2 separate regions of the Homo sapiens genome follow, and region 2 is linked to region 1. Evidence: read pairs that join two places in POLR2A ChIA-PET (ENCODE). Cell type or tissue: HepG2. All regions are shown on one strand. Links, peaks and the distances in the headings refer to the core of each region. The heading gives the core; the rest is flanking DNA.

Region 1 (12,656 bases), core at 2,838-10,837:
AGCTGGGTGTGGTGGTACACGCCTATAATCCCAGCTACTCGGGAGGCTGAGGCAGGAGAATCTTGAACTTGGGAGGCGGAGGTTGCAGTGAGCCAAGATCACATCACTGCACTCCAGCCTGGGTGAAAGCAAAACTCTGTCTCAAAAAAAAAAAAAAAAAAAAGAAAGAAAGAAAAAGAAAAAGAAAAATGAGGCCAGATGCGGTGGCTCATGCCTGTAATCCCAACACTTTGGGAGGCCGAGACAGGTGGATCACTTGAGGGCAGGAGGTTGAGACCAGCCTGGCCAACATGAGGAAACCCTGTCTCTATTAAAAATACAACAACAAAAAAAAATTAGCTGAGTATGGTGGCAGGCACCTATAATCCCAGCTACTTGGGAGGCTGAGGCAGGAGAATGGCTTGAATGCGGGAGGTGGAGGTTACAGTGAGCTGAGCTGGTCTCAAACTGCTGGGTTCAAGTGGTCCTTCCACCTCAGTCTCCCAACGTGGTAGGATAATTGGAGTGTTTAGGCCATTTATATTTAATGCTTTTCCTATATATCTCAAATATGGTCCAAGTTGCAAATAAACAACAGAAGCTTACAGTTGTTTCTTCCCAAATTTATAATACATTATCTCCAATTATGTGTTATTGGAAAGTGTATTGTGCAATTGTTGGGTATGGTGTTCTAAATATGCCAATTAGGTCAAGGTGGTTAATCATATACAAATCATTAAGATCCCTTCTGATTTGTTGTCTGTTTGCTCTATCAGTAACTGAGAGAGGTATGTTAACATCTCTAATTATGAAAGTGATGGCCGGGCGCGGCGGCTCACACCTGTAATCCCAGCACTTTGGGAGGCCGAGGTGGGCGGATCACGAGGTCAGGAGATCGAGACCATGGTGAAACCCCATCTCTACTAAAAATACAAAAAATTAGCCGGGCGCAGTGGCGGGTGCCTATAGTCCCAGCTACTAGGGAGGCTGAGGCAGGAGAATGGCGTGAACCCGGGAGGTGGAGCTTGCAGAGAGCCGAGATCACGCCACTGTACTCCAGCCTGGGCGACAGAGCGAGACTCCGTCTCAAAAAAAAAAAAAAAAAAAAAAAAGACAAAGTGATTTCTCTCTTAGTTCTATTAATTTTTGCTTTATATACTTTGAAGCTGTTATGAGGTATATACAAATTTAGAGTTATTATATCTTCCTTTTGAATGGACTTTTTTATCTTTCTGGGTTCAATCAATCCTCTGGCCTCAGTCTCCAGAGCAGCTGGGATTAAAAGCGTGTGCCACTACACCTGGCTAATTAAAAAAAAAATTTTTTTTTAATAGAGACAAGGTCTTGCTATCTTGCCCAGGCTGGTCTCAAACCCCTGAGCTCAAGGGATCCTCCCACCTTGGCCTTCCAAAGTGCTAAGATTACGGGCGTGTGCCACCGTGCCTGGCCGTGTTCCATGTATTCTTTTCCTGCCTGAATTACATCCAGGGTCCTCTTCTTTTGGTCCTGATCCAGTAGCAACTTTTATGCTTTGTCCACAGCTTCAAAAGCCTTTTGTGCTCTGTCAGCATCATGATTTTTGTCAGGACGCACCAATGTGGATAACTGCTGAAACCTCTTTTTTTAATTTCTTCATCTGTAACTTCAGGATCTAACTGAAGAACCTCAAATGGGTTCAAATTGAAGTAAGAGGAACCAGGACGGGTCCATCTTTCAATCTGATTTTTGGATGTTAGAACCGAGTCTCTCTTCTCTATTTGTTTCACCTCACTGTAGAAGGTCAGAAATGCATCCACTGTGCTGCCTCTGCTGCCCAAGTCCCACTCTCTCGTGAAGCCGCCATTTCCCCAGCCCAGCCACCACCTATGTATATATACTTATAAAAATGGCAGGCAACTGCAGCTACAGACCTCAATCTATGGTATGCATCACATCAGGCGATTCAACTTTTCCTTGTGTTTTCTCTTTTTTTCGTTTTCAACTTTTTCTTATAATGTCATGACTCTTCTCTGCTTCTTAAGAGCAATTCCAGTATCATTAGTGGCACGTGTTGTAGGTCCCGTGGTGTTATTCAAGATTTATGATATTGCACTAAGCTATGAAGAACTGCTCACTAGAAAATTAGCATCATACAGCATTTTAAGTGGATACTGGCAATACTTGAGCTCACTTCAATAGTAATAGGAGGTGGCTATGAAATTACAGCAGTACAGTATATGCTAGTTAATTTAATTCATTTTTATTTTTATTTATTTATTTTTTTGAGACAAAGTTTCATTCTTGTTGCCCAGGCTGGAGTGCAATGGCGTGATCTCGGCTCACCACAACCTCTGCCTCCTGGGTTCAAGCGATTCTCCTGCCTCAGCCTCCCAAGTAGCCGGGATTACAGGTACGCAAAACCACACCCGGCTAACTTTTGTATTTTTAGTAGAGATAGGGTTTCGCCATGTTGGCTAGGCTGGTCTCGAGCTCCTGACCTCAAGTGATCCACCCACCTTGGCCTCCCAAAGTGCTGGGATTACAGGCGTGAGCCACTGTGCCCGGACTTATTTTTATTTTTATTATTTGTTTGTATTTTTTATTTTTTGAGATGGAGTCTCACTCTGTCTCCCAGGCTGGAGTGCAGTGGTGTGATCTTGGCTCACTGCAACCTCCGCCTCCCAGGTTCAAGTGATTCTTCTGCCTTAGCCTCCTGAGTAGCTGGGACTATAGGCGTGTACCACCACGCCCAGCTAATCTTAGTAGAGATGAGGTTTCAACATGTTGGCCAGGCTGGTCTTGAACTCCAGATCTAAAGTGATCTACCCACCTTGGCCTCCCAGAGTGCTGGGATTACAGGCATGAGCCATTGTGCCCAGCCTCTTTTTAAAATTTTTGAGACAGCATCTCACTCTTGCCCAGGCTAGAGTGCAGTGGTGAGATGAGAGCTCACTGCAGCCTCCAACTCCTGGTGGGATCAAGTGATCCTCCCACCTCAGCTGTCTGAGTAGCTGGGACAACAGGCATGTGCCACCACACCTGGCTAATTTTTTAATTTTTTGTAGAGATGGGGTCTCACTATGTCGCCCAGGTCGACCTTGAACTCCTGGCCTCAAGTAATCCTCTTGCCTCAGATTCCCAAAGTGCTGGGATTACAGGCAAAAGCCACCACATCTGGTCTGCCTGTGAGTTTTTTTTTTCAAATTGTTGTAAATCTCCAAACAATCTGTCAATACATTTATTGAAAAACATCCACACATAAGAACCCACACAGTTGAAACCTGTGTTGTTTAAAGGTCAACTGTAATCTGGATTCTAAGAGTTCTTTTAAGTATATTCTCCTAGTTTGCCACAAGTAAAATATTGTGCTAAAGGAGCTAGAAACCAAATTTAATGAAGATCTAAATATGCCAGGTAAAAGTGTTTTAGCTGTATAATAAAGAGTTTTGAAGAATGCATAAATTTGCCAGGCATGGTGGCTCATGCTTTTAATCCTAGCACTCTGGGAGGTCGAGGTAGTGGGGATCACTTGAGCCCAGGAGTTTAAGATCAGCTTGAGCAACATAGGGAGACCCTGCCTCTACAAAAAAAAAAAATTAGCCAAGTGTGGTGCTTGCCTATAGTCTTAGCTACTTGGGAGGCTGGGGCAGGAGGATCCTTTGATCTGAGGAGGTTGAGGCTGTAGTGAGCTGTGATTGTGCCACTGCACTCCAGCCTGGGCAACAAGTGAGACCCTGTCTCAAAGAAAAAAATTAATGCATAAGTGCTTCATAGCAGTGGCTGATTAGATCTAATTAAGCCATTTATCTCTAAAACTGCTACAATAACACTGGGCAGGGCACAGTGATGCGCACCTGTTGTCCTAGTTACTCAGGAGGCTGAGGCAGGAAGATTGCTTGAGTCTAGGAGTTGAGGCTGTATTGTGATATGTATCATTGCACCTGTGAATAGCCACTGCACTCCAGCCTGGGCAACACAGCAATACCCTGTATCTAAAATTAAAAAAAAAAAAAATCCTGCTACAATAGTTCAAGCTTCAAGCTTCTTAGTATGAATTTCTGTTTGACAGGAGGATTCAATTGCAATGCTTAGAAACTGTAATAGAAACAAAGAGAAACTGACAGATGAATACATTACAGAACAAAGAGTAGGCTGGATGCAGTGGCTCACGCCTGTAATCCCAGCACATTGGAAGGCCAGGTGGGTGGATTGCTTAAACCCAGGAGTTCAAGACCAGCCTGGGCAACATACTGAGACATCATCTTTACAAAAATACAAAAATTAGGCTGGGTGCGGTGGCTCGTGCCTATAATCCTAGCATTTTGGGAGGCCGAGGTGGGCGGGTCACTTGAGGTCAGGAGTTGGAGACCAGCATGGCCAACATGAAACCCTGTTTCTACTAAAAATACAAAAAAAAAAAAAAAAAAAAGCTGGGTGTGGTGGTACATGCCTGTAGTTCCAGCTACTGGGGAGGCTGAGGCATGAGAATCTCTTGAACCCGGGAGGCAGAGGCTGCAGTGAGCTGAGACAACTCCACTGCACTCCAGCATGGGCCACAGAGCAAGACTCCCTCTCAAAAACAAAACAAAACGAAAACCACACACACACACACAACAATTGGCTGGGCGTGGTGGCATGCACCTGCAGTCCCAGATACTCGGTAGGCTAAGGCGAGGGAACTGCTTAAGCTCAGGTGGTTGAGGTTGCAGTGAGCTGTGATCATACCACTGTACTACAACCTGGGTGACAGAGGGAGAACCTGCCTCAAAACAAACAAACAAACAACCAAAAAAAACAAAAACAAAAAATATACTCAGGTATCCAGAAATCATCACTGTTTTTTAAAAAATTATATAAGTACACCCAAATTTGTTTTATACTAATAAAGGACTAAGAAAGATGGGCCTGAAACTGTTCATACGCCAATTCTGCACATAAATCTTTGTTCTCAGCATCTGATTTTATAAAATGCTCCCTCTAATTTCCAATTTGACAGAGAACATATAGGCATGCAGTCACATTTGGATAGACTGTTGTTTCTGTTTAAACTAGTTATGGCATTTTAAATGGCCTATGGCCCCATTCTGTTTTCTATGAGTGAAAAAAAAAAAAAAAGGTAGTTTTCCTTTGTTTGCCAGAAATCAGGGTGTAGGATGCTGGGTATAGTTTTACAATTGTGTGTTCCAAAGAAAACACCTTTTTCTTTGAGTCATGTAGCTACAGGCCATTAGGAAAGCACGTCACAGAGTTGACAGTCTTGGTGTTTTTTGGAGGGGGTGGAGGCTGGGAGTGGAAGATAACTAACCAAATTACAGTTTGGAGTTTCCTGTTTGAGTAGTACCCTGAAACCAGGCCTGGTATTTAAACTACTTACTCCCTCATTCAAGTTGTAGCACCTCACATATCATAGGCTTGTTTCTTACATCATTAATTATGCAGAGTTCTAGTAGTTTCTTCAACCACCATATTTTTCCTAGTAAATATTTAATTGAAGTTTTTAAGTGCAAGTGTAGTTGTTTCATATGAATTTCAGGGGTGATTTTTTTTTTTTTTATACAGAGTGTCACTCTGTCACCCTGGCTGGAGGGCAATGGCACGATCTCAGCTCACTGCAACCCCTGCCTCCTGGGTTCAAGGGATTCTCCTGTCTCAGCCTCCCAAGTAGCTGGGATTACAGGTGCCCACCACCACGCCTGGCTAACTTTTGTATTTTTAGTAGAGACAGGGTTTCACCATGTTGGCCAGGCTGGTCTCAAACTCCTGACCTCAGGTGATCCACCCACTTTGGCCTCCCAAAGTGCTGGGATTACAGGTGTGAGCCACAGCACTGGGCCATTGGCTGTGATTTTTAAATAAATGTATGATATTTATAAAAACCACTTAGCACCTTTCATCTTCGGATAAAGTATTCATTAACTATTTGCTATAGATACATATTATACCTGCATAACTTGATGGAGATATGAGATAAAACAGGATTAAACAATATGCCCTAGGTCAAAGATAATGTTAATTTTAGAATTAGATTTACAACCAATTATTTATTTTATTATACATATATATTTTTATTTTTTAGATATGGGGTATGTTACCCAGGCTAGAGTACAGTGGCTATTAATGGGCGCGATCATGGCACAGTGCAGCCTCAAACTCCTGGTCTCAAGCAATCCTGCTGCTTCAGCCTCTCAAGTCACTGGGGCTCTAGGGGTGCACCACTGCACCTGGCACAGCCAGTTGTTGTTGTTGTTGTTGTTTTGTTTTGAGACAGTGTCTCACTCTTTCACCCAGCTTGGAATACAATGGCATGATCATAACTCACTGCAACCTTGGACTCCTGGGCTCAAGCAATCTTCCTGCCTCAGCCTCTGAGAAGATAGAACTACAGGTGCAGACCACCTTATCTGGCTAATTTTTTTAGTAGAGATCAGGTTTCGCTATGTTGCCCAGGCTGGTCTCGAACTCCTGGTCTCAAGCAATCCTCCTGCCTCAGCCTCTCAAAGTGTGTGAGCTACCATGCCTTGTCCCCCCACCCCCGCCCCCCGCTTTACTTGACTTGGTAATAAGTAACAAAGTTATTGGATCTGTATGAACTCTCTGTATGTTTTACACCTTATCAGGTTTTTTTTTTTTTTTTTTTTTTTTGAGATGGAGTCTCGCTCTGTCGCCCAGGCTGGAGTGCAGTGGCACGATCTCGGCTCACTGCAAGCTCCACCTCCCGGGTTCACGCCATTCTCCTGCCTCAGCCTCCCAAGTAGCTGGGACTACAGGCGCCCACCACCATGCCCAGCTAATTTTTTTTTTTTTTTTTTTTTTTAAGTAGAGATGGGATTTCACTGTGTTAGCCAGGATGGTCTCGATCTCCTGACCTCATGATCCGCCCTCCTCGGCCTCCCACAGTGCTGGGATTACAGGCATAAGACACAGCGCCCGGCCACCTTATCAGGTTTCCTTTCCTTTCCTTTCCTTTCCTTTCCTTTTTCCTTTCCCCTTTCCTTTCCTTTCTTTTCTTTTCTTTTTTTTTGAAACAAAGTCTTGCTCTGTCACCCAGGCTGGAGTGCAATGGTGTGATCACCTGAGGTCAGGAGTTCCAGCCAGCCTGGCCAACAGTGATCTATCCGCTTCGACCTCCCAAAGTGCTAGGATTACAGGCATGAGCCACCGTGCCCAGCCTATTTGTCCAAAATTTTAATGTATGATTTTATTCAACAAGGTATACATACTTCACTGTGAAGAAGTACCAAATATCTTCATAATATAATGGTTTAGTCTGTTTTTAAGCCCACCTAGCTGGAAACAGATTTGCTATAAACAACCTTTTCACAGTATCAGAACATTGTAAACGTAGAACATTCATTTATGGTATTTACACTACTGTACTTATTCATTTTTGCCTTCTAAAAGAGGATTATTATTGGCTTTAAACAACTGTTTCAGAAAACTTCGGCAAAATTACAGAAAATAAACCTGCCACTAATGAACAAAGCAGGCTTTGTATAGAGAAGGCCCACAACTTCCTGTGGAAATATTGCATAGATCTGACCCTTGGGAATTAGAAAGAACTCGGTAAAGCCGTCAGGAGAAGATAGTCAGGTGGAAGGTCTCTCTCTGAACTTGCAGGTACAGTTATGTCTGAGATTCTACCTCTGGAAAAATAGTTTTCTGCCTATGATTGTATCAAGAAGTGAAGTTGCTTTACCACTGGCAACTTAATGTGCACACTGTTCTGACAAAAAATTCCAGGTTAAGGGTATGTTTTTATAGTGAAGGGCCAGAATATAAGCTATTCACTCATGGAAAAAAAACTTCAAACTTTCCAAAGTTTACTTGCAAGTAGAAAGACGAAATACATAGCCAGGCATGGTGGTGGGCACCTGTAATGCCAGCTACTTGGGAGGCTGAGGCAGGAGAATCACCTGAATCCAGGAGGCAGAGGTTGTAGTAAGTCGAGATCGTGCCACTGCACTCCAGCCTGGGCGACAGAGTGAGACTGTCTCAAAAAAAAAAAAAAGAAAAAAGAAAGAGGAAATACATATGTAGGTTGTGATAATAGGTCTATTAGTCCATTCTTGCATTGCTATAAAGAATTACCTGAGGCCAGGTACAGTGGCTCACACCTGTAATCCCAGCACTTTGGGAGGCCAAGGCAGGAGGATCACCTGAGGTCAGGAGTTCAAGACCAGCCTGGCCAATACGGCGAAACCCCGTCTCTACTAAAAATACAAAAAGTAGCCAGGCTTGGTGGCACGCGCCTGTAGTCCCAGCTACTCAGGAGGCCAAGGCAGGAGAATTACTTTGAACCCAGGAGGTAGAGGTTGCAGTGAGCTGAGATCGCACCACTGGACTCCAGCCTGGGCAACAAAGTGAGACTCTATCTAAATAAATAAATAAATAAATAAATAAAAAGAAATACCTGAGACTGGGTAATTTATAAAGAAAAGAGGCTTAATTGGCTCATGTTTCTGCAGTCTGTATAGGAAGAATGATGCTAGTATCTGCCTGGCTTCGGGGGAAGCTGCAGGAACTTACAATCATGGTGGAAGATGAAGGGGGAGTAGACACGTCACATGGCCCAGAACAGGAGCAAGAGAGCAAGGGGGCAGGTGCCACACACTTTTCTTTTTTTTTGAGATGGAGCCTCACTCTGTTGCCCAGGCTGGAGTACAGTGGCGCAATCCTGGCTCACGACAACCTCCGCCTCCAGGGTTCAAGGGATTCTCCTGCCTCAGCCTCCTGAATAGCTGGGACTACAGGCACACGCCACCATGCCCGGCTAATTTTTGTAGTTTTAGTAAAGACAGGGTTTCACCATGTTGGCCAGGCTGGTCTTGAACTCCCGACCTCATGATCCACCTGCCTCGGCCTCCCAAAGTGCTGGGATTACAGGCATGAGCCACTGCACCCAGCCTCCACACACTTTTAAATGACCAGATCTCATGAGAACTTACTATCTTGAGGACAGTACTAAGTGGATGGTGTTAAACCATTCGTGAGAAATCCACCCCAATCACCTCCCACCAGGTCCCACTTCCAACACTGGGGATTACAATTTAACATGGGATCTGGTTGGGGACCTAGATCCAAACCTTATTAATGGCCTATTTAGAAAATCCACTGGAGCAGAGAGAGGGATCAATAAGTTTTGGTTGGTAGTCCAAATTTGATAACAGAGAATCTTTTAAGGAGTTTATGACAGACCCCTATATTGCCACCTCCTCCTGAACACTGGATTACATGAGGAAAGTATGCCTGTTTCTCCTTTTTTAAAAGAAAGCATTTACTGTTAGATAAACAGCAGACAGGTATGAGAAATGTCTTTATAATTCTGATAACCAAATACTACTAAGCCTTTTTCTCCAAAATCTCATGAAGTACTTTATTTTAAATTAACCTATTATTTACTCCAGTTTTATTGTTGTTATGTAGCTATGTTAAATTTTATTCATCCTGCAATCTCCTTAGGATTTTGCCTCTAAGTGATAATATATTTCTTTTCCTTTCTTTTTTGTTTTTCAAACACAGTCTCGCTCTGTTAGCCAGGCTGCAGTGCAGTGACATGATCATGGCTCACTGCAGCCTCAACCTCCTGGGCTCAAGTGATCCTCCCATCTCAGCCTCCTGAACAGCTGGGACTGCAGGTGTGCACCACCACACCTGACTAATTGTTACATTTTTTTTGTAGAGATGGGGGATGATATATTTCCAAATCACGTTCCCCAAAACTGCTTCCAGTATCATAAGGGTGAGAACCCCATAACTCCAAGTTTCAGAGAAAATAAATCAAATGGTTATGGAAAAGGAATGTAGGAAAGAGAACATACAGTATCTTTTATAGCAATATATTATTATGCAAAAGAAAAGTGGGGGGAAAAGTTAATTAGTGAATTAGGGTAAATGAAGGGGCAAAAAGGAAAAAAAAAGAGAGGTAAAATGGAAAGACAGAGAAGGAAAGTTCCAAGCCAAATGGTTGGAGAGAATTTATTAAAAATCTTTGGTCCTTCTAATTAGAATTAGGAAGGGCTGGGTGCAGTGACTTATGTTTGTAATCCTAGCACTTTGGGAGGCCAAAGTGGGAGGATCGCATGAGCCCAGGAGTTCAAGACCAGCCTGGGCAACATAGCGAGACTCTGTCTTAAAAAAGAATAATTAAATATGGCCAGGTGAGGTGGCTCACGCCTGTAATCCCAGCACTTTGGGGGGCTGAGGCAGGTGGATCATGAGGTCAGGAGTTCAGGACCAGCCTGGCCAAGATGGTGAAACCCCGTCTCTACCTAAAATACAAAAATTAGTCGGGCATGCTGGCAGGCGCCTGTAATCCCAGCTACTCAGGAGGCTGAGGCAGAGAATTGCTTGAACCCGAGAGGTGGAGGTTGCAGTGAGCTGAAATCGTGCCACTGCACTCCGCCTGGGCAACAGAGAAAGACTCTGCCTCAAAAAAATAAAATAAATAAATAAATAGTTAAATAATATAAAAATGGGAGGCTGGGCGCAGTGGCTCACACCTGTAATCCCAGCACTTTGGGATGCCGAGGCAAGTGGATCACGAGGTCAGGAGATCGAGACCATCCTGGCTAACACGGTGAAACCCCGTCTCTACTAAAAATACAAAAAAAAAAAAAAAAAATTAGCTGGGTGCGGTGGCAGGCGCCTGTAGTCCTAGCTACTTGGGAGGCTGAGGCAGGAGAATGGCGTGAACCCGGGAGGTGGAGCTTGCAGTGAGCCGAGATCGCGCCACTGCACTCCAGCCTGGCCAACACAGCGAGACTCTGTCTCAAAAAATAATAATAATAAAAATAAAAAAATAAATAATATAAAAATGGGAAAGACCAAATGATCTGAAGAGACATTTCTCAAAAGAAGACATAAAAATGCCCAAATAGGCCAAGGGCTGTGGCTTATGCCTGTAGTCCCAGTACTTTGGGAGGCTGAAGTGGGCGGATCACAAGGTCAGGAGATCAAGACCATCCTGGCCAACATGGTGAAACCCTGTCTGTATTAAAAATACAAAAATTAGCTGGTCATGGTGGCACGTGCCTGTAATCCCAGCTACTCGGGAGGCTGGGGCAGGAGAACAGCCTGAACCAGGGAGTCGGAGGTTGCAGTGAGCCAAGACTGCTCACGCCACTGCATTCCAGCCTGGCGACAGAGCAAGACTCTGTCTCAAAAAAAAAAAAAAAAAAAAAAAAAAAAAAGCCAAATATATTTTTTTAAATGCTCAACATAACAAATCATCAGGTGAATGCAAATCAAAACCACAATGAGGTATCATCTCACCCCAGTTAGGAGGCTATTATCAAAAAGACAAAAAGTAGCCAGTGCTGGTGAGGGTACAGAGTAAAGGGAACACTATACACTGTCGGTGGGAATGTAAACTAGTATAGCCACTATGGGGAACAGTATGGAGGGTCCTCAAAAGAAAGAAAAACTACAAATAGCGCTACCATATGATCCAGCAATACCATTACTGGGAATATATCCAAAGGAAAGGAAATCATTATACTGAAGAGATATCTGCACTTCCATGTTTACTGTAGTACTACTCAACAACAGCCAAGATATGGAATCAACCTAGGTGTTCAACAACAGATGAATGGATAAAGAAAATGTGGTATATATACAAAATGGAATACTATTTAGCCATAAAAAAGAATGAGCCAGGTGTACTAGCTCACAACTGTAATCCCAGCACTTTGGAAGGCTGAGGCAGGAAGATCACTTGAGTCCAGGTCCAGGAGTTTGAGACCAGCCAGGGAAAGAGAGTGAGACCTCGTTTCGTCAAAAAATAAAAAAAACTAGCCAGGTGTGGTGGCATGTGCCTGTAGTCCCAGCTACTTAGGAGGCTGAGGGGGGAGGATCGCTTGAATCTAGGAGGCTGAAGCTGCAGTGAGCTATGATTGTGTCACTGTACTCCAGCCTGGGTGACAGAGTGGGATTCTGTCTCAAGAAAAAAAAAAAGAATTAGCTGGGTATGACAGTGTGCACCCGTAGTCCCAGCTACTCGGGAGGCTGAGGCAGGAGAATTGCTTGAACCTGGGAGGTGGAGGTTGCAGTGAGCCGAGATCGCGCCACTGCACTCCAGCCTCGGTGACAGAGTTGAGACGAAAGAACGAAAGAAAGAAAGAAGAGAGAGAGAGAAAGAAAGACAATGAAATCCTGTCATTCTCAGCAACATGGATGGAACTAAGGACATTATTTTAAGTTAAATAAGCTAGGAACAGGAAGTTTAACACCACATGTTCTCACTCATACATAGAAGCTAAAAAAAAGTTGATCTCATAGGAGTAAAAAGTACAACAGAGGCTACTAGAGGCTGGGAGAGATAATGGGAAGGGATGGGTAGGGAAAGATTTGTTAAAGAATACAAAATTACAGCTAGATAAGAGGAAAAAGTTCTAGTGTTCTATGCCACTGCAGAATGACTATAGTTAATAATATGTAGTTTCAAATAGCTGAGGAGGATTTCAACCTTCCCAATATAAATAAATACATGTTGGAGATGATGAATATGCTAATTACCCTAATCTAATCACATCATACATATGGAAATATCCATTATGTAGCCCATGAACAGGTACAATTATTTTCAATTAAAAAAAAAATTTGCCAGGCACAGTGGCTCACACTTGTAATCCCAGCACTTTGGGAAGCCAAGGCAGGCGGATCACTTGAGGTCAGGAGTTTGAAAGCAACCTGGCCAACAT
Region 2 (12,949 bases), core at 2,244-10,243, 69 kb after region 1:
TGGCTTACGTCTGTAATCCCAGCACTTTGGGAGGCCAAGGAGGGCGGATCACCTGAGGTCAGGAGCTCAAGATCGGCCTGGCTAACATGCTGAAACCCTGTCTCTACTAAAAATACAAAATTAGCTGGGCGTGGTGGCACACACCTGTAATCCCAGCTACTCGGGAGGCTAAGGCATGAGAATCGCTTGAACCCAGAAGCGGAGGTTGCAGTGAGTTGGAATCGCACCACCGCACTCCAGCCTGGGCAACAGAATGAGGCTCCGTCTCCAAAAAAAAAAAAAAAAAAATTCACTTAAAACCATACAATTACATGGAAATTGAATGACCTGCTCCTGAATGACTTTTTTTTTTTTTTTTTTGAGACAGAGTCTTGCTCTGTCGCCCAAGCTGGAGTGCAGTGGCACGATCTCAGCTCACTGCAACCTCCGCCTCCAGGTTCAAGCAATTCTCCTGTCTCGGCCTTTCAAGAAGCCAGGACTATAGGCATGCACCACCATGCCTGGCTAATTTTTGAATTTTTAGTAGAGATGGGGTTCTACCATGATGGCCAGGCTGGTCTCAAACTCCTGACCTCTGGTGATCCACCTGCCTCGGCCTACCAAAGTGCTGAGATTACAGGCATAAGCCACTGTTACTGGCCCTGAATGACTTTTGAGTAAATAATGAAATTAAGGCAGAAATCAAGAAGTTCTTTGAAACTAATGAAAACAAAGATATATCATACCAGAATCTCTGGGACACAGCTAAGGCAGTGTTAAGAGGGATATTTAGAGCACTAAGTATCCACATCAAAAAGTTACAAAGATCTCAATTTAACAACCTAACATTACAACTAAAAGAACTAGATAACCAAGAGCAAATCAATCCCAAAGCTAGCAAAAGAGAATAATCAGTATCAGAGCTGAACTGAAGGAGATTGAGACACTGAAAACTCATTCAGAAGATCAACAAATCCAGGAGGGATTTGGGTTTTTTGTTTTATTTTATTTATTTATTTGTTATTATTTTTTGAGATAGAGTCTCACTCTGTTGTCCAGGCTGGAGCACAGAGGTGCAGTCTTGGCTAACTGCAACCTCCACCTCCCAGGTTGAGGCGATTCTCATGCCTTAGGCTCCCAAGTAGTTGGGATTACAGGTGTGCACCACCATGCATGGCTAATTATATTCTTAGTAGAGATGGGGTTTTGCCATGTTGGCCAGGCTGGTCTGAAACTCCTTGCCTCAAGGGATCCATCCACCTTGGCCTCCCAAAGTGCTGGGATTACAAGCATGAGCCCTTGCGCCTGGTGGAGTTGGGTCTTTGAAAAAAGTAATACAACAGACTGCTAGCTAGACTAATAAAGACAAAAAGAGAGAAGATTCAAATATAATCACAATCAGAAATGAAAAGGGGCTATTACCACTGACCCCACAGAAATACAAATAACCATCTGATAATATTATGAACACCTCTATGTACATAAACTAGAAAATCTAGAAAAAATGGATAATTCCTAGACACATACACCCTCCCAAGACTGAACCAGGAAGAAATTGAATCCCTGAACAGACCAATAACGAGCTCTGAAACTGAGTCAGTAATAAATAGCCTATCAGCCAAAAAGAGCCCAGGACCGGATGGATTCACAGCTGAATTCTACCAGATGTACCAAGAAGAGCTGGTACCATTCCTGCTGAAACCATTCCAAAAGAATGAAGAGGAGGGACTCCTTCCTAACTCATTCTATGAGGCCAGCATCATCCTGATACCAAAACTTGGCAGAGACACAACAAAAAAAAGAAAACTTCAGGTCAACATTCTTGATGAATATCAATGCAAAAATCCTCAACAAAATACTGGCAAATCAAATCCGCAGCACATCAAAAAGCTTACCCACCACAATCAAGTAGGCTTTAGCCCTGGGATGCAAGGTTGGTTCAACATATGCAAATTCGTAAATATGATTCATCACATAAACAGAACTAAAGACAAAAACCACATGATTATCTCAACAGATGCATTAAAGGCTTTCGATAAAATTCAATACCACTGCACGTTAAAAATTCAATGAAGTAGGTATTTAAGGGCATCTAAATAGGAAGAGAGGAAGTCAAACTATCTTTGTCTGTAGACAACATGACCCTGTATCCAGAAAACCTCATGGTCTCAGCACAAAAGCTCCTTAAGCTGATAAACAACTTCAGCAAAATTTCAGGATACAAAATCAACGTGAAAAATCACTAACATTCCTATACCTCAACAACAGTCAAGCTGACTGCCAAATCAGGAACACAATCCCTTTCACGACTGCTACACACACACACACAAATACCTAGGAATACAGCTAACCAGGGAGGTGAAAGATCTCTACAAAGAGAACTACAAAACACTGCTCAAAGAAATCAGAGATGACACAAACAAATGGAAAAACGTCCCATGCCTATGGATAGGAAGAATCAATATTGTTAAAAGGGCCGCACTGCTCTAAGAAATGTATAGATTCCATGCCATTCCTATTAAAATACTATTGACATTCTTCATAAAACTAGAAAAAAAAATTATTTTAAAATTCATATGGAACCAAAAGAGCCAAGGAAATCCTAAGCAAAAAGAACAAAGCTGGAGGCATCATGCTATCCAACATCAAACTATACCACAGGGCTACAGTAACCAATACAGCATGGTACTGGTACAAAAAAAGACACATAGACCAATAGAACAGAATGGAGAACTCAGAAATAAAGGCCACACACCTACAAGTATCTGATCTTTGATAAGCCAGACAAAAATAGGCAATGAGGAATTCCCCATTCAATAAATGGTGCACGAGGCCAGGCGCGGTGGCTCATGCCTGTAATCCCAACACTTTGGTAAGCCAACGTGGGTGGATCACTTGAGGTCAGGAGTTCGAGACCAGCCTGACCAACATGGTGAAACCCTGTCTCTACTGAAAATACAAAAATTAGCCAGACATGGTGGCGGGGCCTGTAGTCCCAGCTACTCAGTAGGCTGAGTCAGGAGAATCACTTGAATCCAGGAGGCAGAGGTTGCAGTGAGCCAAGATCGTGCCACTGTACTCCAGCCTGGGCAACAGAGCGAGACTCTGTCTAAAAATAAATAAATTAATAATAATAAACAGTGCTGGGATAACTGGCTAGTATGCAGAAGATTGAAAATGGATCCCTTCCTTACTCTATATACAAAAATTAACCTAAGACAGATTAAAGACTTAAATGTAAAACCCGAAACTACAAAAACCCTGGAAGACAAGCTAGGCAATACCATTCTGGACATAAAAATGGGCAAAAATTTCATGATAGGCCGGGCGCGGTGGCTCACGCCTGTAGTCCCAGCACTTTGGGAGGCTGAGGCGGGCGGATCACGAGGTCAGGAGATCGAGACCATCCCGGCTAGCACGGTGAAACCTTGTCTCTACTAAACATACAAAAAATTAGCCAGGCGTGGTGGCATGCGCCTGTAGTCCCAGCTACTCGGGAGGCTGAGGCAGGAGAATGGAGTGAACTCAGGAGCCGGAGCTTGCAGTGAGCCAAGATCGTGCCACTGCACTCCAGCCTGGGCAACAGAGGGAGACTCTGTCTCAAAAAAAAAAAAAATTTCATGACAGAGACACCAAAAGCAATTACTACAAAAGCAAAAATTGATAAATGGGGTCTAATTAAAGAGCTCCTGCACAGAAAAGGAAACTATCAACAGGGTGAACAAACAACCTACAGAATGGGAGAAAATTTTTGCAAACTATGCATCTGACAAAGGTCTAATATCCAGCATCTACAAGGAACTTAAACAAATTTGTAAGAAGAAAACTAAACAACCCCATTAAAGAGTAGGCAAAGGGCTGGGCGCAGTGGCTCACGCCTGTAATCCCAACACTTTGGGAGGCCAAGGCAGGTGGATCACTTGAGGCCAGGAGTTCGAGACCAGCCTGGCCAACATGTTGAAACCTCATCTCTACTAAAAATACAAAAATTAGCCTGGCGTGGTGGTGTAGTCATCCCAGCTACTCAGGAGGCTGAAGCACAAGAATCATTTGAAGCTGGGAAGCAGAGGTTTCAGCGAGCCAAGATTGTGCCATTGCACTCCAACCTAGACAACAGAGCAAGACTCTGTCTCAAAAAGAAACAAGAAAAAAGTCGGCAAAGGACATGAACTGACATTTTTCAAAAGAAGACATACATACAGCCAACAATCATATGAAAAAAGCTCAACATCACTGACCATTAGAGAAATGCCAATCGAAATGACAATGAGATACCATCTTATACCAGTCAGGATGACTAGTATTAAAAAGTAAAAAAATAGGCCAGGCCAGGCGCAGTGGCTCATGCCTGTAATCCCAGCACTTTGGGAGGCTGAGGCGGGCGGATCACGAGGTCAGGAGATCGAGACCATACTGGCTAACATGGTTTAACTGCGTCTCTACTAAAAACACAAAAAATTAGCCAGGCGTGGTGGCATGCACCTGTAGTCCCAGCTACTCGGGAGGCTAAGGCAAGAGAATCGCTTGAACCCGGGAGGCGGAGGTTGCAGTGAGCTGAGATCACGCCACTGCACTCCAGCCTGGGTGACAGAGCAAGACTCCGTCTCAAAAAAAAAAAAAAGGCCAGGCGCAGTGGCTCACGGCTGTAATCTCAGCACTTTAGGAGGCCGAGGCGGGCAGATCACGAGGTCAGGATTTCAAGACCAGACTGCCAACATGGTGAAACCCTGTCCCTACAAAAATACAAAAATTAGCCGGGCGTGGTGGTGTGGGCCTGTAATCCCAGCTACTGGAAAGGCTGAGAGGAGAATTGCTTGAACCCGGGAGGCAGAGGCTGCAGTGAGCCGAGATCACTCCACTGCACTCCAGCCTGGGTGACAGAGCAAGACTCTGTCTCGGAAAAAAAAAAAAAAAATTCAAAAAATAATGCTGGCGAGATTGTGGAGAAAAAGAAATGCTTATACATTGTCAGTGGGAGTATAAATTAGTTCAACTATTGTGGAGGACAGTGTGGCAATTCCTCAAAGACTTAGAAATACCATTCAACCCAGAAATCCCATTACTGGTTATATACCCAAAGGAATATAAATCATTCTATTATAAAGACATATGCACACATATGTTCACTGCAGCACTATTCACAACAGCAAAGACACGGAATCAACCTAAATGCCCATCAAAAGTAGACTAGATAAAGAAAAGGTGGTATGTATACACCATGCAATACTATGCCACCATAAAAAACAACAAGATCATGTCCTTTGCAGGAACATGGGTGGAGCTGGAGGCCATTATCTTTAGCAAACTAATGCAGAAACAGAAAAACAAATATCACATGTTCCAAATATTGCATGATGAGAACACATGGACACAGAGGGGAACAACACTCACTGGTGCCTATTGGAGAGTAGAGGATGGGAGCAGGGAGAGGATCTGGAAAAATAACTAATGGGCACTAGGCTTAATACCTGAGTGACAAAATAATATACACAACAAACCTCCATGATACAAGTTTACCTGTATACCAAACCATGCACATATATCTCTGAACATAAAAGTTACATTTAAGGCCGGGCGCGGTGGCTCACGCCTGTAATCCCAGCACTTTGGGAGGCCGAGGCGGGCGGATCACGAGGTCAGGAGATCGAGACCATCCTGGCTAACACAGTGAAACCCCGTCTCTACTAAAAATACAAAAAATTAGCCGGGCGTGGTAGCGGACGCCTGTAGTCCCAGCTACTCGGGAGGCTGAGGCAGGAGAATGGCGTGAACCTGGGAGGCGGAGCTTGCAGTGAGCCGAGATCGCGCCACTGCACTCCAGCCTGGGCGACAGAGCGAGACTCCGTCTCAAAAAAAAAAAAAAAAAAAAAAAGTTACATTTAAAAAAACACAGAATAACATTTTTATCCCACACATCTAAATTAGTCTGTCCAAAAGTTAAAAAAAAGTTGATAATAGAAACACAAGTTGAGAATATAATATTTACTCCACTTATGGAAAAATAATTTTACAATTATGGAATATAAGAAATTATAGGCTGGGCGCGGTGGCTCACACCTGTAATCCCAGCACTTTGGGAGGCCGAGGCGGGCGGATCACGAGGTCAGGAGATCGAGATCATCCTGGCTAACACGGTGAAACCCCGTCTCTACTAAAAATACAAAAAATTAGTCGGGTGTGGTGGCGGGCGCCTGTAGTCCCAGCTACTCGGGAGGCTGAGGCAGGAGAATGGCGTGAACCCGGGAGGCGGAGCTGGCACTGAGCCGAGATTGTGCCACTGCACTCCAGCCTGGGCAACAGAGCGAGACCCCATCTCAAAAAAAAAAAAAAGAAAAGAAATTATAGGCCAGGGCCAGCCACAGGGGCTCACACCTGTAATCCTAGCACTCTGGCAGGCCAAGGTGGATGGATCACTTGAGACCAGGAGTTCAAGACCAGCCTAGGCAACATGGCGAAATCCCATCTCTACAAAAATTTTAAAAAATCAGCCTGGCGTGGTGGCCCGCACCTATAGTCCCAGCTACCCGGGAGGCTGAGGTGGAAGGATCACCCACCTGAGCCTGAGGAGGTAGAGGTTGCAGTGAGCTGTGGTCGCACCACTGCACTCCAGCCTGGGTGACAGACTGAGACTCTGTTTCAAAAAAAAAAAAAAGAAAGAAAGAAATTATAGGCTGGCCATGGTGGCTCATGCGTGTAATTCAAGCACTTTGGGAGGCCCAGGCAGGAAGATCGCTTAAGCCTAGGAGTTCAAGACCAGCCTAGGCAATGTGGCGAAATCCCATCGCTACAAAAAACCCAAAAATTAGCCAGGCATGGCGGTATGCCTGTAGTCCCAGCTACTCAGCAGGCTGAGACAGGAAGATTGCTTGAGCCCAGCAGGGGAGTTGAGGCTGCAGTGAGCCATGACTGTGCCACTGTACTCCAGCTTGGGCAACAGAGCAAGACTCTGTCTTAAAAAAATAAATACATACATAAATAAAAATAAAAATAAATAAACCTAGATCAGTGCCTGGGTAATAACAGTAATCAACTGGTAACAACTACTCTTATTTCACCTTCCATGTCCACCACTTCCAAATATATCTTCTCTCACCCTTTATTTCTTCATATTCCTCTTCAAAGTTTACTGTTTCATGAGCTTTTCATTCTATTTCCTCCTAAGACTTCTTCATTATCTACATTTTCTCTGTGCACATCTCCAATATCTGCCTCTCTGCTGGCTGCTTTCCCTTTCCCTTCAAACATGTCAAACCTCTCCCATCCTTAAAATCAAAACAAAACAAAACATTCTAAATACTTCCTCTATTTTTTCCCCCTTGTGCCCTTGGGTTGTTAAAAAAAAAGGGGGGGGGGGCTGGGGGGAGAAAGAAAGAAAGAAAAACAAAAAAATGGTTAAAAAAAAAACTTTTTTCTTTTTTTTTGAGATGAAGTCTCACTCTGTCACCCAGGCTGGAGTGCAATGGCATGATCTTGGCTCATTGCAACCTCCGCCTCCCGGGTTCAGGGATTCTCCTGCCTCAGCCTCCTGAGTAGCTGGGATTACAGGCACTTGCCACCACACGCAGCCAATTTTTTTTTTTTTTTAGTAGAGACGGGGTTTCACCATGTTAGCCAGGCTGGTCTCGAACTCCTGACCTCAGGTGATCCACCCGCCTCAGCCTCCCAAAGTGCTGGGAATACAGGTGTGAGCCACTGCGCCTGGCCAAATTTTTTTTTTTTTTTTTTATGAGATGGAGTCTCGCTCTGTCACCCAGGCTGGAGCGCAGTGGCACAATCTTGGCTCACTGCAAGCCGTGCCTCCCAGGTTCACGCCATTCTCCTGCCTCAGCCTCCCGAGTAGCTGGGACTACAGGCACCCACCACCATGCCCGGATAATTTTTTGTACTTTTAGTAGAGACGGGGTTTCACCGTGTTAGCCAGGATGGTCTCAATCTCCTGACCTCGTGATCCGCCCGCCTCAGCCTCCCAAAGTGCTGGGATTACAGGCGTGAGCCAACACATCTGGCCAAAAATTTTTAACAAGTACATAAATACCTTCTCTAAACCCTCTCACCAACCATCAAGATAGTAAGCAATTTTTTTTTTTTTTTTGAGATGGTCTTTCACTCTGTCTACCTGGGCTAGAGTGCAGTGGCGCAATTACGGCTCACTGCAGCCTCAACCTTCCAGGCTCAGGCAATCCTCCCACCTCAGCCTCCAGAGTAGCTGGGACTCATAGAAGCGTGCCACATGCCAAGCTAACTTTTTTGTAGTTTTTGTAGAGACAGGGTTCTGCCATGTTGGCCAGGCTAGTCTTGAACTCCACCTTGTGGCCTCATGATCCTAGGATTACAGGCCGCAGCCACCACTCCTGGCCTACAGATCATTTCAAAAAGCTTTGATGGGCTGGGTGTGGTGGCTCATGCCTGTGATCCTGGCACTTTGGGAGGCTGAGGCGGGCGGATCACTTGAGGTCAGGAGTTCAAAACCAGCCTGGCCAACATGGTGAAACCCCATCTCTACTAAAAAAAAAAAAAATTAGCAGGGCATAGTGGTGCACGCCTGTAACCCCAACTACTCAGGAGGCTGAGGCAGGAGAATCACTTGAACCCAGGAGGCGGAGGTTGCAGTGTGCTGAGTTCACGCCACTGCACTCCAGCCTGGGTGACAGAGCAGGACTCCCGTCTACAAAAAAAAAAAAAAAAAGGCTGGGTGCGGAGGCTCACGCCTGTAATCCTACCACTTTGGGAGGCCAAGGTAGGTGGATCACCTGAGTTCAGGAGTTTGGAACCTCAGGACCAGCCTGGCCAACATGGCGAAACCCTGTCTCTACTAAAAATACAAAATTTAGCCGGGCATGGTGGTGAGCGCCTATAATCCCAGCTACTTGGGAGGCTGAGGCTGGAGAATCGCTTGAACCCGGGAGGCAGAGGTTGCAGTAAGCTGAGATCACACTGTCACTCCAACCTGAGTGACAAGAGCAAAACTCATTTCAAAAAAAAATTAAGGCCGGGCGCGCTGGCTCACGCCTGTAATCCCCACACTTTGAGAGGCCGAGACAGGTGGATCACGAGGTCAGGAGATTGAGACCATCCTGGCTAACATAGTGAAACCCTGTCTCTACTAAAAATACAAAAAAATTAGCCGGGTGTGGTGGTGGGCGCCTATAGTCCCAGCTACTTGGGAGGCTGAGGCAGGAAAATGGCGTGAACCCGGGAGGTGGAGCTTGCAGTGAGCCGAGATTGCACCACTGCACTCCAGCCTGGGCGACAGAGCAAGACTCCGTCTCAAAAAAAAAATTAAAAGGTCTACATAGGCCCAGCGCAGTGGCTCACGCCTGTAATCCCAGCACTTTGGGAGGCCAAGGCGGGTGGATCGCTTCAGCTCAGGAGTTCAAGACTGGTCTGGGCAACATAATGAGACCTTGTCTCTACTAAAAGAAAAAAAAAAAAAAGAAAAAATTAGCCAGGCATGGTGGTGCATGCCTGTAGTCCCAGTTACTCAGGGGGTTGAGGTGGGAGGAGTGCTTGAGCCTGGGAGAGAGGTCAAGGGTTCAGTGAGCCCTGATCATGTCACTGGACTCCAGCCTAGGTGACAGAGTAAGACTCTGTCTCAATTTTTTTTTTTTTTTGAGACAAGGTCTCACTCTGTCACCCAGGCTGGAGTCCAGTGGCACAATCTTGGCTCATTGCAACCTCCACCTCCTAGGCTCAAGTGATTCCTGTGCCTCAGCCTCCTGAGTAGCTGGGACCACAGCAGTGAAAAAAAAGAAAAAGAAAGAAGAGAAAAGAAAAAGGTCTACATAATTTGGTTATGGTAGCCCCTGTGAAGACACGGCTGTGAAAGTTTTTTTTGTTTGTTTGTTTGTTTTTTTGAGATGGAGTTTCGCTCTTGTTGCCCAGGCTGGAGTGCAATGGTGTGATCTCAGCTCACAGCAACCTCCGCCTCCCGAGTTCAAGCCATTCTCCTGCCTCAGCCTCCCAAGTATCTGGAATTACAGGCGTGTACCACCACGCCTGGCTAATTTTGTATTTTTAGTAGAGACGGGGTTTCTCCATGTTGGTCAGGCTGGTCTCCAACTCTGGACCTCGGGTGATCCACCCACCTCGGCCTCCCACAGTCCTGGGATTAGAGGCGTGAGCCACCGCGCCTGGCCGATTGTGAAAGTTTTACAACAGGACTTTAGAGCTCCCTCAGAATAAAGAATCCATCCATTCCCTTCTCTCTTTCCTATTTTACTTATTTACTTATTTTTTGAAACAGGGTCTCCAGCTCTGCCACACAGGCTGTAGTGTGGTGGCACAATCATAGCTCACTGCAGCCTCAAACCGTGGAGCTCAAGTGATCCTCCTATCTCAGCTTCCTGAGTAACTGGGAGTACAGATGTCCACTACCATGCCTGGCTGATTTTTAATTTTTTTTTTTGTAGAGACAAAGTCTTGCTATGTTGCCAGGCTGGTCTCAAACTCCTGGGATAAACATAAAGTGATCCTCCTGCCTTAGCCTCCCGAAGCACTGGGATTACAGGCATGAGCCACTGGGCCCAGCCTCTCTCTTTATAAATAATCTTCTTCCAATGCTCCTTGTTTTCTTTTCTTTTGTTTTTTTTTTGGGGGGGTGGGTGGGGGCGGGCAGGGGTGGTGGGAGGATGGAATCTTGCTCTGTCACCCCGGCTGAAGTGCAGTGGCACAATCTCTGCTCACTGCAACCTCTGCCTCCTGGGATCAAGCAAGTCTCATGCCTCAGCCTCCCAAGTAACTGAGACTACAGGCATGGGCCACCACCCCCAGCTAATTGTTTTATTTTTAGTAGAGATGGGGTTTCGCCATGTTGGCCAGGCTCGTCTCGAACTCCTGGCCTCAAGTGATCTGCTTGCCTTGGCCTCCCAGAGTGCTGGGATTACAGGCGTGAGCCACCGTGCTGGGCCTCTTCTTCTAATAGTAGTAAAAATAACTTGCTACAGGAATTTGAAGCGAATAATGTATCCAAATACTTATTCTACTCCCTCTTAGAAACAATCCACAAGATAGGAAGAGCAGGAATCAATTACATCCATGTTAAAGACAAGAAAACTAAAGCTCAAAGAGGTTGAGTTGCTCAAGGTTGCAGTTATATGAGGGAATTTTATTTATTTAGTGCTTATTTACTGTCAGACTCCTTCCTCTTCCCAGCCAACCCTAATCAGTAGGTAAACCCCAAGAGGGAAAATACTTGTTTTCACTGTTTTGTCCTCAATGTCTACAACAGTGCCTAGAATATAACAGACTTTCCGTATTTGTTGACTGAATGAACAGATGGTTTTGGAAATGAAGTAAACCAACAGCAAAAGCACAAGGAAAAAAAGTTCTTTCCCATTATAATGCAATAATAAAAGATTTCAAACAGGCTACTACCAGTTAGAAAGGCTAGACTACATAATTGTATTGACTCAATTCCATTGGCATGTTATGCATTTTACCTAATAAGTAAGGGAGGTGAAATAGGTTTCTGTTTCTGATGTCACATTCATGGCATGTACTAACATAAATCCAAGACTTAACTGCAGGTTTGAAACTGATTAAAAGTTTTTATTAAAAGCAGAAACTAGAGAGAGCATTCTCTTGAGTCCCGATGGTCTGACTAAAAAAGTACAGTATCTTAATTTTGGTTCTGTCTTCAATGTTAGTTTCAGCAGCCAAAGCTATTGTATTTATGTTCTCCAACATATTTAATAAACCTTATAGCAAAGATTAGGGGGAACCAAAACTGAGTAACTCACCACTTTTTGAGCGTTGCATAAAACTGCCATTCTGCCTAGGCACAAGGTAATCACAGCATATGAGAAGACAAAGTAATGGGACCAATGTTCAATATAATTTAAGAGAAAGACTCATTGTTTATGGTTCCAGAAATTCCAGTTCCTTGTAAATCAATTTGCCTTAATTGGAAAATATTTTCCATTTTCTCCAATATTTAGATTTTAGCAAATTAAAGCTGTTGGTGCTGCTAAGATTAGTAGCTGTAATAAGTGTGAGGTAACTGAAAGAGGACTAGATTTGAAGTATGGTTTACTCTGATATTTCCTACCTGGGTTAACTATAACCTTGGGCAAGTCACTTCAACATTTTAGAGGCTAGGCTTTATCAGCTGTAAAATGAGAGTAACAACCATCTCACAGAACTGTAGTGAGGATTAAATGACACAATGTGTATTAATTTGTTTAAAAAATGGTACTGGGAGGCCGGGCATGGTGACTCATGCCTGTAATCCCAGCACTTTGGGAGGCTGAGGTGAGAGGATCGCCTGAGCCAAGGAATTTGAGACCAGGCTGGGCAACATGGCGAGACCTGTCTCTATAAAAATTATAAAATTATGGGCCAGGCGTGATGGCTGACGCCTGTAATCCCAGAACTTTGGGAGGCTGAGGTGGGCGGATCATCTGAGGTCAGGAGTTCAAGACCAGTCTGGCCAACATGGTGAATTCCCGTCTCTACTAAAAATACAAAATTAGCCAGGCATGTTGGCACATGCCTGTAATCCCAGCTACTCAGGAGGCTGAGGCAGAAGAATCACTTAAACCCGGGAGGCAGAGGTTGCAGTGAGCCAAGATCGTGCCATTGCACTTCAGCCTGGGCAAAAAGAGTGAAACTCCATCTCAAAAAAAAAAATTATGTTTAAAACAAACAAAATAAATGAATAAATATATAGCTAGACACACTGGCTCACGCCTATAATCCCAGCACTCTCGGAGGCTAAGGTAGGAGGACTGCTTGAGTCCAGGAGTTCAAGACCATCCTGGGCAACACAGGGAGACCTCGTGTCCACAAAAAAATTAAAAAATTAGCCAAGTGTGGTAGTGTGCACCTGTAGTCCCAGCTACTCAGAAGGCTGAAGTGGGAGGATCATTTGAGCCCAAGAGGTTGAGGCTACAGTGGGCCATGATCATAGCATTTTACTCCACCTGGGGGACAGAACAAGACCTTGCCTCAAAAAAATAATAATAATCATAAA

Evidence for each region. Peaks named below come from ENCODE experiments on the same cell type or tissue, not always from the same donor. Only the 100,000 strongest peaks of a DNase experiment are listed, where the experiment ranks them.
Region 2: POLR2A ChIA-PET joins it to region 1 with 10 read pairs; 8 of 35 experiments call an interaction of 5 or more read pairs at or near these places.

The regions. Positions count from the first base shown.
Region 1 is chr1:28,442,706-28,455,361 of GRCh38, reverse strand. All of the region lies in intron 2 of PHACTR4 (phosphatase and actin regulator 4), which reads right to left. Among named protein-coding and RNA genes, the nearest start is that of SNHG3, 57 kb to the left of the region's middle. RefSeq lists a silencer at 4,540-4,589. In HepG2, for the core only: no CTCF peak of the experiment used is centred there; a DNase peak (open chromatin) is centred at 7,481.
Region 2 is chr1:28,372,954-28,385,902 of GRCh38, reverse strand. The region is part of intron 1 of PHACTR4 (phosphatase and actin regulator 4); the gene reads right to left. Among named protein-coding and RNA genes, the nearest start is that of PHACTR4, 9.7 kb to the right of the region's middle. In HepG2, for the core only: no CTCF peak of the experiment used is centred there; DNase peaks (open chromatin) are centred at 9,482 and 10,162.